Linked DNA regions of Homo sapiens: all the other regions are linked to region 1. The links are chromatin contacts, found by Hi-C or POLR2A ChIA-PET in ENCODE. All regions are on one chromosome and are shown on one strand. Each heading gives the region's core, a stretch centred on a gene start or an enhancer-like site at or near the end of the contact. The rest is flanking DNA. Distances are from core to core; before and after follow the strand shown. Region 1 holds the start of MTERF4 (mitochondrial transcription termination factor 4). Region 2 overlaps SEPTIN2 (septin 2). Region 3 holds the start of HDLBP-AS1 (HDLBP antisense RNA 1).

What was found. A loop is a pair of places that touch in the nucleus more often than their neighbours do. ChIA-PET counts read pairs that join two places held with the same protein, here RNA polymerase II (POLR2A). Pooled maps may share reads with other maps.
Region 2: a loop to region 1 is called in a pooled map, with 2.8 times the contacts of the local background. The contact joins the enhancer-like site here to the promoter of MTERF4 in region 1. A Hi-C loop is called at or near these places in 2 of 37 single-sample maps with no recorded cell type and 2 of 50 pooled maps. POLR2A ChIA-PET finds 5 or more read pairs at or near these places in 2 of 52 experiments (activated T-cell and activated naive CD4-positive, alpha-beta T cell).
Region 3: a loop to region 1 is called in a map of sigmoid colon, with 3 times the contacts of the local background. The contact joins the promoter of HDLBP-AS1 here to the promoter of MTERF4 in region 1. A Hi-C loop is called at or near these places in 3 of 168 maps with a recorded cell type or tissue (gastrocnemius medialis, prostate gland and sigmoid colon), 3 of 37 single-sample maps with no recorded cell type and 15 of 50 pooled maps. POLR2A ChIA-PET finds 5 or more read pairs at or near these places in 6 of 52 experiments (MCF 10A, PC-9, T-cell and 2 more).

Annotation. Positions count from the first base shown.
Region 1 is chr2:241,101,037-241,105,292 of GRCh38, forward strand. It overlaps MTERF4 (mitochondrial transcription termination factor 4), which reads right to left and starts at 1,251. Exons shown (of 4, transcript NM_182501.4): 1 at 1,217-1,251. The coding sequence starts at 1,237. RefSeq lists enhancers at 498-1,037, 1,038-1,577.
Region 2 is chr2:241,334,570-241,338,825 of GRCh38, forward strand. SEPTIN2 (septin 2) reads left to right here. Exons shown (of 13, transcript NM_004404.5): 4 at 557-643; 5 at 1,406-1,529; 6 at 2,813-2,947; 7 at 3,104-3,221. Among named protein-coding and RNA genes, the nearest start is that of FARP2, 20 kb to the right of the region's middle. Within about 2 kb of position 1,827, at least 2 of the 41 ENCODE cell types and tissues checked have a DNase peak (open chromatin) inside an H3K27ac peak, as active enhancers do.
Region 3 is chr2:241,270,358-241,274,613 of GRCh38, forward strand. HDLBP-AS1 (HDLBP antisense RNA 1) reads left to right here and starts at 1,807. Exons shown (of 2, transcript NR_168372.1): 1 at 1,807-3,327; 2 at 3,646-4,256. The region is part of intron 1 of HDLBP (high density lipoprotein binding protein); the gene reads right to left. RefSeq lists an enhancer at 1,621-1,700 and silencers at 1,841-2,150, 2,421-2,700.

The DNA of each region.
Region 1 (4,256 bases), core at 1-2,500:
ATGGAAGACAATTTTTCCACAGACTGGTGAGGGGTTTCAGGATGATTCAAGCATATTACATTTGTTGTGCACTTTATTTCTGTTATTTTCACGTTGTAATATAAGATGAAATAATTATACAACTCACCATAATGTAGAATCACTGGGAGCCCTGAGCTTGTTTTCCTACAACCAGGAGGTGCCATCTGGGGTTGATGGGAAACAGTGACAGATCATCGGGCATCAGATTCTCATAAGGAGCGCAACCTGGACCCCTCAAAGGCGCAGTTCACAATAGGGTTCGCGCTCCAGTGAGAATCTAAGGCGGCTGGTCTGACAGGAGGCGGAGCTCAGGCGGTAATGCCAGCGAAGGGAGCGGCTGTAAATACAGTCTGGCTGGCTCACTTGCCGCTCACCTCCTGCTGTGCAGCCTGGTTCCTAATAGGCAAGGGACGGTACCGGGGGTTGGGGAACCCCTGCTCTAAAACCTTCACATCGGTCCCAACCCCTTCTCCAGCGTCATCGATTGTCGCCCTGGGGCCACCCTGCCAAGCCCAAGCTCTGGCTGCTCTCCAGCCTCCCCTGTCCAGATGCTCCCTCCGCCAGGAACACCTGGCAGTCGCTGGGGTCAGCGGGCGCGGCCCGTGGAACTGGGCTCAAGCCTAAAGACCTCTATGCTGATTCCGCTTCCTCTTAATGAAAAGTACATGTTATCTTCCTTGTGAAGTTCAAACTCTTGTTCAACAGTCAACTCAGGCCGGGCGCGGTGGCTCACGCCTGTAATCCCAGCACTTTGGGAGTTCGAGGCGGGTGGATCACCTGAGGCCAGAAGTTACAGACCAGACTGGCCAACACGGTGAAACCCCGTCTCTACTAAAAATACAAAAATTAGCCAGGCATGGTGGCGGGCGCCTGTAATCCCAGCTACTTGGGAGGCTGAAGCAGTAGAATTGCTTGAACCCGGGAGGCGGAGGTTGCAGTGAGCCGAGATCGCGCCATTGCACTCCAGCCTGGAGACAGAGCGAGACTTTGTCTCAAAAAAAAAAAATGTCAACTCTATATCCCACAATAATTGAGCAGAGCCACGGGTCCAGGATGCCAAAACCAGGTCAGCGTGCACGGACCTCCGGGAGGGCTCCACGACCTGGCCGTGAAACACTCGGCGGCCGCGGTTCCTCTGCGTCGCTGCCCGCCCGCCTGCGACCCGGAGAAGCCCGCGCGCCCAGCTCGAGCTTACCTGACGGCCGAACGCAGCCATAGCGCGGAGAAGATGGCAGCAGTTACGGCGCCGGAAGCAGCGGTCCTCCCCCGTCCTTCACTTCCGGCCCCCGGTCCGTCACCGACGCCGTTCCCAGCGCCAGCGCGGTGTGGTGGATCGTGATTCCGGCCCGGAGCTGTGCTGAGCGTTCACGGCCCCGCGGGGCTCAGGTGTCCCGGGGCCGCCCCTTAGAAAGCCGGAAGGCCGGAGTCGCGCCCGTCACCGTGCCGCCGCCTCTGCCGCGGCCTCAGCCTTCGGGGGCCTCGGTGTCCGGTTGTTCCCGTTGCACTGCCGTGTCCCGTTTCGCAGAGCTCTGGGCCGCGTGAACGAATGGGTCGTCCTGGCCCATACTTGTGTTTCAGATGACCTGAGAATTCCTCTCAAGAGTACAGGTAGAGGGGAACTGGTTCCTTGCTTCGGGAACTTCACCCGAGAGCGCAGAAATCCTTCCCGAGGCAGGAAAAATGGATTCCGTTCCATGTAGAGATATTTAAGATTTTATTGTGTAAAAATCTGTATTCAGCGTGAACACCGGGGCCACCTACGCACAAAAAGAAGTCTTTACCGCTTTTCTTTCTTTTTACTCTCAGCCAGTGGAAGATGAGAATTTGCCGTTTTTAAAAGACCCAAGTAAAATGACAGGAATTACGGCACATTTCCCTTTATAAGCAAGAGCCTTCCCAACTTCGAGGTCTGGTTCCCTCTTAGGATGAAATATAGTAAAGTTTTAGCCCAATGTGTATTCATTCTTAAATTTCCTCTCTCGACCTAAGAGCGTAGGCATCTTTCACAAGGTGATGCTTGTGAAGAATAAAAAGGTGTGCTTTCTCAGCTGCCTAAATCCTGCCACCAAAGCCTTAATTTATAAGCATTTCTTGTTTTATCTACTTCATTCTGGACTGACATAAAGGATTTGATTCTTGCATGGGCACACATTTACATATCTGCTTTGCGCCAGGCATGGAGTGGGGTGCCAAACAATTTATGTAAAACTGTCTTTTGACAAAAGGATTATGTCAAAGAAAAGGAAGGTTCTAATCCGTGTAGAAACTAAAGAATTGGTTGCTTTGGCAGAGTGCAGTGGCCCACGCCTGTAATCCCAGCACTGTGAGAGGCTGAGGTGGGGGGGATTGCCTGGGCTCAGGAGTTCAAGACCAACCTGAGCAACATAGGAAAATCCTGTCTCTACAAAAAATAAAAAATTAGCCGGGAGTAGTGGCGTGCACCTGTAGTCCCAGCTACTCAGGAGCCTGAAGTGGGAGGATCACTTGAGTCCAGGAGGTTGAGGCTGCAGTGAGCCATGATTGCACCACTGCACTCCAGCCTGCGTAACAGAGCAAGACCTTGTCTCAAAAAACAAAAGGAAAAAAAAAATTGGTTGCCTTTGTTGTTTTTTATAATGTAATTTTCTTCTCAAAATACTCAACTGTCAACATCTCACAATAAATTGTGTTAATGCTACACCAAAAGCCTAAGAAAATCCCATGAGCCACCCCAACTCCCTGGAAAGAATCAAGGAACCTGAACAGTTTGTCTAGCTCTAGAAATAAAATGACAGCTGGGACATGGGGATTACTATGAAAAATTGACATGAGCCCGGGTGTGGTGGCTCACGCCTGTAATCCCAGCACTTTGGGAGGCCGAGGTGGGCAGATCACCTGAGGTCAGGGGTTTGAGACCAGCCTGGAAAACATGGTGAAACCCCATCTCTACTAAAAATACAAAAATTAGCCAGGCATGGTGGTGGGCACCTGTAGTGTCAGCTACTCAGGAGGCTGAGGCAGGAGAATCACTTGAACCTGGGAGGCGGAGGTTGCAGTGAGCCAAGATCACGCCATTGTACTGCAGCCTGGGCAACAAAAGCGAAAGTACTTCTCAAAAAAAAAAAAAAAAAATTTGACATCACCTTCAGTCTTGTGTGAAAACTTTGCTCTCTCGAACCATACTTTAAAAATATGCAGTGGGTTGGGCACGGTGGCTCATGCTTGTAATCCCAGCACTTTGAGAGGCTGAGATGGGTGGATCACCTGAGGTCAGGAGTTCGAGACCAGCCTGGCCAATATAGTGAAACCCTGCCTCTACTAAAAATACAAAAATTAGCCAGGTAACGTGATAACGCACACTTGTAATCCCAGCTACTCGGGAGGCTGAGGCAGGAGAATTGCTTGAACCCAGGGAACGGAGGTTGCAGTGAGCCGAGATTGCACCATTGCACTCCAGCCTGGGTGACAGAGCAAGATTCCATCTTAAAAAAAAAAAAAAAAATGGAGTGGAAAAATTGTCAGCCTCAGCCTCAGAACTTTCCTCTCTGGGTTCTTTCTGCAAAGAACGTTTGCAAAATACCAGACCTTCCACTGCCATGAAGTCAGATGAGCTTTAATTATTTTTTCTTATAAAGAAGTAACAGTTCTTAGAAAGCTCAGACTATGCATTCTCAACCCATTAAACACCTGTCTGCAAACACCATTGTGGCCGAACGCAGTGGCTCATGCCTGTAATCCCAACATTTTGGGAGGCCGAGGCGGGCGGATCATGAGGTCAGGAGTTTGAGACCAGCCTGGCCAACATAGTGAAACCTCGTCTCTACTAAAAATACAAAAATTTAGCCAGGCGTGGTGGTGGGCACCTGTAATCCCAGCTACTTGGGAGGCTGAGGCAGAATTGCTTGAACCTGGGAGGCGGAGGTTGCAGTGAGCTGAGATCGCACCATTGCACTCCAGCCCAGGCGACAGTATAAGACTCTGTCTCTAAATAAATAAACAAACAAACAAACACCATTCTATAACATCCTCTGTGTTATAAGCACCATAAACACTACAAGGTAGGGGTTCTTAAAACATCAGAAAACTCTTTGAATTCTGAAGAGTGAACATCACTGACTTTAATACACACCTGTAAAACCCTTGTACCTTGAATGTCCCTGATAGAGGAGGGTCCTCCCCCACCAACTCCATCAGTCACTTGTGGTGGCAGCGAGGCTCAGGCAGCACTTTCTGAAGAAAGGGATGGCAATAGCCCA
Region 2 (4,256 bases), core at 577-3,076, 230 kb after region 1:
GGATTTAAAGCAGGAAGAAGACAAGGTGGCAGAAGGGGGAGGTTGCAGAGTGAGGGTGTGCATGTGAGCCCACCAGACCACAGGCCCTGTCCTGCTCACACGTTTCTGCAGCTCGGGAAGCACAAGGGTTGTTGACACTATGGGATAGATATGTTCAGTTTTCTGAAAATGTGGTGAGTTTAGTGACTAGCAGAACTGATAATTGAAAACCTGCTTTGCATTCTATTTGTCAAAAATAAAAACCAACCTCTAAAGTACATTCCTCACATTTGTGAACAGTTATGTTTCTAATTATATGATGTTCAAGTTCTGTAGTCTCATAGACCTGGATTCAAATCTTGGCCCTGCTCTGGATAGTACTCTGACCTTGGGCAAATTAGAGTTTCTTTGAGTACCCTCAAAGATCATACTGCAAACATAGTAGTACTGTAGGTACTAAACACAGAATGATGTTTGTGAGGTACTTAGCCCAGTACCAGGCCTTATGTAAACACTTAACCGATTGAATGGTGTCATATGAATAAGGTCATGACAAGGTTTTTCTTTTTATTTAAAGGTGAATCAGGTCTAGGAAAATCGACTCTCATAAACAGCCTATTCCTAACTGATCTGTACCCAGAAAGAGTCATACCTGGAGCAGCAGGTAAAAACATTCTTATGTTACTGTAAGTGTAATTCTACATGAAAGATGCTGAAGACTGCCTAATTAATATTTTATGTCTTAGCTGTGTGTTTTGTTTGTTCTTGTTCAGCTTTGAACACAAGGAAAACACTTTTATGGGGTAGGTGTGCTGCACCGAGGTCCTTGGATTTGGGTTGTAGACTTTCTTTGACACGTATCCATGGATCCATCCTCTCTTGAGTTTGTCTGTAAAATGTAATAAGTAGTTTCTGCCTATATTAAATATTTGATGGAAGGATTAAGTGAGAATGTTTTACATCAAAAATGCTGTGTAACTAGAAGATTACTAGGATAGATGTTCGAATTCATCTACTGTCAGAAAGTTCCAGCACAGGACACCAGCATCCACAAATGACTGTTGAATGAAATAGGCACACATAGTGAGAGCCTAAGACTTGGGCTGCTGCAAGAATATGTAGCCCTTTCAGAATATTTTTGAATTCAGTTTTTAAATGAATTCGTAAATTGCTTTCTTTTTCCCAGGAACAGAAATTATAATTTTTAACATTTGTGTTTTTAACCTTCCCCAGTAGCACAATAATCTTAGCTTTAACCTTCCCCTTTCTGACTTCTCTGGGATCTTTTTTTCTTAATCCCCATGGTATCTTTGGAGAACCTACCTCTGTAGAGAGGCAGTAGACTCTGAAGTCACCTGTCGTAAGAACGTGAGCTTTCCTCTTCACATGCTGCTTATATTCCCTATTAAGTTTGTTTCTTTTCTAGAAAAAATTGAAAGAACTGTCCAGATTGAGGCTTCAACTGTTGAAATTGAAGAGCGAGGGGTCAAGCTACGCCTGACAGTGGTAGATACCCCTGGCTATGGTGACGCTATCAACTGCAGAGATTGGTATGCTCCCCCATGCCCAGGGATCTGCATTTGTTTACTTAATATACTTCATAAATTTATAGATAGTGTTAATGAGTGATTATTAAGTTTGGGATTGCTGTATATAATAAAACACCTAGACAATTTAAAGCGTGTTAAATGTTGACTTTTTAAATAAGGAATTTTATAGAGAGTAATTTTTTTCTGGTACTCTACTGTAATTTGAGATCGCAAAGCCAGTCATCCATAGACTGCTAGTATAAATGAAACACCTGGATTTGAGCCGTGGTTGGTGACCGAGATACTGTAGTACATCCTTTCTATGTGGAAGGAAGTGAAACCTGTTAGAGAGTGGGTTGAGTCGTAGTGTCTGTAAATGACTGCTCATTGGCATCATTTTCACAAATAAGGAAATGAAGAAGTAGAAGATAGAGCAGTCTGTCACCTGTACCGTGCAAAGAATGCCACTTTTGTTGTACAAACTCCCTCCTGGTTCTATTCCTGTCAACATAAAGCATCAGGTTTCCACCACTAGATGAAAAGGGGAAGGTTCTGTTATCTTTCTCCTACATTTAGGAATTTCTCCCTTCTTACATGTGAAAGTGCTGTACTGTTTCCCAGCTCAGTTAAATGCTGTTTCCCAGCTCAGATAAACCTGTTCTTGACCCATGTTCTCTACCACCCTGTTCCTCTGCCCCTTTTCACAGTCACGTTCCTGAAAAGAATTGGCAGCCCTGGCTGGGTGCGATGGCTCATGCCTGTAATCCCAGCACTTTGGGAGGCTGAGGTGGGCTGATCACAAGGTCAGGAGTTCGAGACCAGCCTGGCCAACATGGTGAAACCCTGTCTCTACTAAAAATACAAAAATTAGCCGGGCGTGGTGGCGTGTGCCTATAATCCCAGCTACTTGGGAGGCTGAGGCAGGAGAATCGCTTGAACCCTGGAAGCAGAGGTTGCAGTGAGCCGAGATCACGCCACTGCACTCCAGCCTGGGCAACAGTGCAAGACTCAGTCTCAAAAAAAAAAAGAACGAATTGGCAGCCCTGTCTACACTGGCCCTCTCTCAGGTGCATCATAACCTATTCCATTCAGGCTTTTGACTCTCAGCACTTAGGGGCAGTTATGCTTGGCATAGTTTCCAAAAACTTCCATTTGCCAAATCTAAAAGTCAGTCTTCTGTTCTCATCTTGAAAATGAATTATTAAATTATGTATATTTGGGCGGAGGCACTTGTTTTCCCTTTGAAGTCAGGGACCCCCTGTTTTATACCCTATGATTATTGTTAATGTTTCTGTTTCTCTCAGTTTTAAGACAATTATCTCCTATATTGATGAGCAATTTGAGAGGTACCTGCATGACGAGAGCGGCTTGAACAGGCGGCACATCATTGATAATAGGGTGCATTGTTGCTTTTACTTTATTTCACCTTTTGGACATGGGTAAGTAATTGTTTATCGTGGAGAAATGCTTTACTACATGGGTTTGTAAGTTTTACCCAAACTGTGTATTTTAATATAAGAATTAAGATAATTTGAGAGAGAAGAGTTTTGTATGTATTTTTTTTAAATAAGTGACAATTCTAAAATTAATTTTAGACTTAAGCCCTTAGATGTGGCGTTTATGAAGGCAATACACAACAAGGTGAATATTGTGCCTGTCATTGCAAAAGCTGACACTCTCACCCTGAAGGAACGGGAGCGGCTGAAGAAAAGGGTGAGTGAGGCTGGCGTCCTGCCCTCCCTCTGGGTGCGACTCGGGGGCATGGGGATGAAGAAAGGAGTGTGTTCCCACGCTCAGTCTGCTCAGGTGTCGGGAGGCAGGGCGGGAGAATTTTTCCTGCATTTTAGTGGTGGTTTTCAAGGAGAACCTGATGGTTACAAATTTTAATTTTTGCCTTCATGAAGGTATCAAATTTCTATTCTTTAAATTCTCCTTATATTTAAAATGCCCTCGATGAGTAGCAGTTGGTTACACACAAGTACCTTCCATGGGAGTTAAATGACTCAAATATAGAAATGTGATCTCTCCATGAAGTTTGTTATTTTACCTAAATTCTTTACTGCAAATGACCCATACAAGGATGTATCTAAGTAGACTGGTTCTCTGTTCTGTTTGGAAACATAGCAGTTGTCAGCCAGCGAAGCGCCTCTCACCCGCCAGCAGCTCCTGTGGTGTCCCAGTTTTAGTGCCTCTTCCGTGTATGTCTGTAAAGCCTCTTTATTGATTCTCTGCTATATATTTTTAAATTGCTTACTTTGTTCTGATTATATGCTCCTTAAGAAAGTCCAAATAGTTTATATATGCTAAACTCTAAAAATACAAATCCCTAACTGAACATACCGGTACGTGCATAAAAATACAAATCCCTAAATGAACATACCGATCTGTGCGTGTAATCACAGTTGCTGGGGCAGGGTAGGGGGATACAGCAGGGGGTTCAGGCAGGAGGATCACTTGAGCCCAGAAGTTGGAGGCCAACCTCAGCAACATAGCAATACGCTGTCTCTAAAAAAATATATATATATATTTTATATATATAATATATAATTAATAAATATATATAATATATATTACATATATATTATATCTATATTATTTATATTACATATGTAATATATATTATATTTATATTATTTATATAATATATTATATATATTATATTATTTATATGTAATATATTTATATTGTTTATATATATTATATTTATATTATTTATATATAATACATATTATATTTATATTATTTATA
Region 3 (4,256 bases), core at 557-3,056, 170 kb after region 1:
AGCCTCCAGATTCCAAGTGGCAGTTTGTCAGAGCGTGTAACGAATGGTTCACAACTAGAGACACATTTAACATCTAGGGTTCTGGTATCATCAAACAACATTTTGTTTTTCTTCTAAACAACTCAAAAACCTGTTTTCGAAGACTGCGTTTTAAGCAAGCATTTGATGACCCACATGTAAATGCAGACCCTGTCCCCACCTGAAATTCTGGGTGAGATTTTCTTAAAAGTCAGTCTCATTCTCCTTCTGTGCTCCCAATCCAGTGAGGCACAGCCCAGGGGTCCACCTGCCTCTGGTTCAACAAAGCAGCACCTAAGAAGCTGACCCTACAGCCCCATGTCCACCCCGCACTGCTACGCCCTGCTCCTGGCTCTGCCTTCACAGACAACACCCACGAGGGTTTAATCCTGTTCCATGTGGATCTTTCAGCAACCCCAGGACAGCGCCAGGCAACTCCACTTGCTATCTGAAGTTCCCAGGATACCTTGGGCAGGCCTAGATACCCAAGAACAGAGGCTAACATCGGGTATCTCAGATTCTCACTGGATCTAACAGTACTGTCCAAATCAGGATTGAAAGGAACCTCAGATATTAATCTAATCCCATTTCTTAATACCACCAGGGACAGGAAATTCATGGCCTTCTCAGGGCCCGGGTCCACCCCTGCATGGCTGTAAACGCTCCACCTCAAGTTATGACAAAATCTACAACTTCTTTCCCCTTTCTGGCCATGGAGAACAAGTCCGCTCTCCTCCAAGGCTCCTTCTGGTAGGTGAGCCCTATCTCCTGTCTCCTTCAGTCCCTCCCATATGGCCCCAGTCCCTTCGTGATTCTGGCTCTCCCAACTACTTTTCCCATAGGAAGCTCGGATCAATCAGTGTCCAGGTCCACCTAATGTAAACCTCAAACTATACTGAACCTGGACTTTTAATTTTGTTTCCCAGAGTGCAAACATCCAAAGCAAAAAAGGTCACATCTCAGAATTTAACTTTCAGCAAACAGAACTAGAACTAAAGGAAGGAGGGCAGGAACCAAGACCCCTTTCCGCCCTAATACGTGTAGAGCAAAACGTGGAGTCCTGACAGAGCTGTGTGTTGCGTGGGAAACCTGGTGCTTACAAGTTTAGCACAAGTCTAACAGGTTTCTGACAGCAACAAAAAAGGCTTCACATGAGGGGTTCTACTTTTTTGCTTTTAAACGAGGAAGTAATTAAGTTGATTCCCTTGTGATAAGTTTTGCCAACTACATATTCAAGGGGCAACAGTCTTCGAAGAGAATTATCAGTAATACTCCAGGAAGAATTTCATTTCAGCCTCAGTTAATGAGACCCGCAAGTGCTTTAAAGCACCAGACAGGACCGGGTATGGAGGGCACCAAAAAAGCCTCCGGCTGAAACCCAGACTTCTCCTCTTCCAAAACTAAAATTACTCAAGACCACAAACCAAAGTTCAGAATGGGAAAATAAAATCCTGATCCACTCAGAGATCACAAGATCGAAATCTAGGAGAGACCACAGGCGACTGGCGAGCAGAAGGCAGGCTCCGCTCCGCACTTCTCACCAAGTTCTGGAAGTCGGCACCCATCCTGCATGGAGGAACTTTCGCAGATGCCACCTCAGCACGGCCCTCCCACAGGCCACGAGGGCCCGCGGGCGGGGACAGGCTTAAAGGGACAGCAACCCCTCGGCCTCCCCGCCTTTCATCCAAATTCGGTACTTTTCCGTAATGTATTTTTCATCCACGACCCTGGGGCACGTCCAAGTTGCACTCCAGGCCCAAGAAGAGCAGCTTTCCCCACCCCCGAACACGTAGACTGACGCGGGCCCCGCGCGGCAGGTGGAGGTGCTGCGGGGGCCCCGCCGCCCGGTCTGCGCCCAGACCCCCGCCCCGCCGCCACCTGGGGGGAAGGACCCCGCTGGCCTCCCAGGGACCCCCACCCTGGCCGCACACGGCGCCCCCGCCGGAGCGGGGGAGGGGAGGGCCGGCCCCGCCAACGTCAGCGACCTGGGCTCAGGTCGGCCGCCCCTCCGCGCCGTGCGGCCACGGCACCAGGGGTGCCCCACCGAAGCCCCGGGAGGAGGCGGGGGAGCCCAGCTTGCAGCCAAGAGCGGCCCAGCGGCGCCACCGGACTTGAGAAAGTTTGTGCGCGCCCCTCCGCGCCACGGCCACGCGCAGAAGAGACTCGGAGCCGGCCCCAGGTCTGGCCCGGAACCGCCACGCGCGGTAAGCAGGACACCCGCGGGCGGGGGCCGCAGCCTGGGGCCCGGGTGGGGGCCGCGGCACCCGGGCCCCTCCCCCTCCGCGGCCTCCACGTCAGCAGCCACCCCCCACCCCCCCGCCCGGCAGCCCGCCCGCCCCGTCCGCCCGCCCGCCCAGGCCTCCCAGCCCCGTGTTGCGCGCTCACTCGTGGGCCCCCGCCCGCTGGTCCTGCCGCTGGCTTACTCGCCCCCCGCGCGGGAGAAGCCGGGACGCTCCGAGGCGCGGCGCCCGGGCCCCGGCTGCTATATAGGGCGGCGGCCCAATCCCGCCTGGACACGTCAGCGCCCGCCCGCCCCGCCGCTGGGGTCCCCGCCGCCCCGGGCCGCCCAGCACCCGGGAGGCCCACCCAACTGCAGGCGTGGTTCTGCATCCTTTTTTCGGGTGGGGAAGGCGGTGCCGAGGAGTTGGGAAATTAATCACCTCCAGAAAGCAGAGGGAGCGCGCCCCGCAAGAACCCGAGTGGAAACAACCGAAGACCAGAAAGGGAGCAGGAAGGACGGCTGCTCTGGAAGCAGATGTCACCAGTACCGCCCACCTCCCCAAAATCAGAAGAAAAACCTCAAAGGATGCCCACCACATCGTAAACGGATGGCCACACTGGCACGAGGTCCTACAGCGCAGTGAGGCTCCCAGGCGGCTCCAGGGCTTTCATTCCCTCATTCCTGCGTGCCTATTCCTTATGTCCCTCACTTTTATAAACTATCCCCACCCGATTCCTTGGCAATCAACTTAATCTCCCCCCCAAAATGTAAAATCCCCTTCCTTTAAAGCGTGTATTACTTATGGCTCCATCTCTACATAGATGTATACACGCAAAAGAACCGGTGTGTGGCCTCTGAGCCCACGGTGGATACGCAGGACTGGGCGGAACGGAATCCCTACTCTCGGGGTCTCCACCCTCCGGGAAGGACTTGTCACTTCTGCATCCATTGTGTTTACTAAGTGATAACTGCCACTGTTTCTTTTAAGGGTATAAAGGGAGTCGAGCAATCTGTAGAGATGTCAGTCTGAACCTCTGGCAAAGTCGCAGGTCAACAGAATCCTGCATAGGGCACAGGATCAACTACAGGTATCTGGGGACAAGACCGTCCCACACAGGGGAAGAGGTAGGGGCACACCCAGCCTTACCCAGGGAATGGGGTCAGGTCCGCACAGCCTGCAGCCAGGCCACGGGTGCTGTTGAGGATGGTGGGAGCTGGGTGGGGGCTGCAAGCAGCAGAAGGCAGGATCAGACGTGTTTTTTTTTTTTTCGTGGAACACTGACACTAAGTGGCAGGGGAGGGGAGGGCAGGGGAGGCCTACTATAGTTCAGTCTAAAGATGACAATGGCTTGCATTATGGTGGGCATAATGGAGGAAATAAATGGCCAGATTTGGTATATATTCAGAAAGAAGCACCAAGAAGTTCCTTATTGACCAGAAGAGGGGTGTAAAAGAAGTTAAGAAAGACACAGGTTCTTGGCCTGAGTGACTGGGAAGAGCTGCCCTCACTGAGGTGGGTAAAATTCAAGGAAGACTGGATGGATAAGGGGGTGTGATGCCCTGACTGGGCAGGTGGGGAAGTGGAGCAGGCAACTGTATGTGCAAGGTCAGGGGAAAAGCCTAGGAGCCAGCAGAAATACCATGCACTTCATGACACCACCTAGGGAGGGGAGCAGAATCACAGAAGGCAGAGAACACCTGCGGCTTGACGCAGAGAAGGAGCCAAGGATATCATCAGCAAAGCCGTGCTCTAAGTCAGCAGCACGGAACTGGGCAGGTGGGCCTCCCTAGATGTGGAAATAGGCATTCCCTTCTGTGTCACTGCTGTGGTTTGTTGGTAACCTTTCCGTGGGGATTAACCAATCAGCAACTAGTGCAAGTGTGTTTTTTGTTGCTGTTTTGTTTTTGAGGGCTCAGCACTGCAGAGGGAGATGGAGAAAGAGTAACGGGTAGGGATTCGGTCCGCTGTCAAGGAACTTCCAATAAAGCTAGGAAGTCAGCACAGGCACAGTACCTA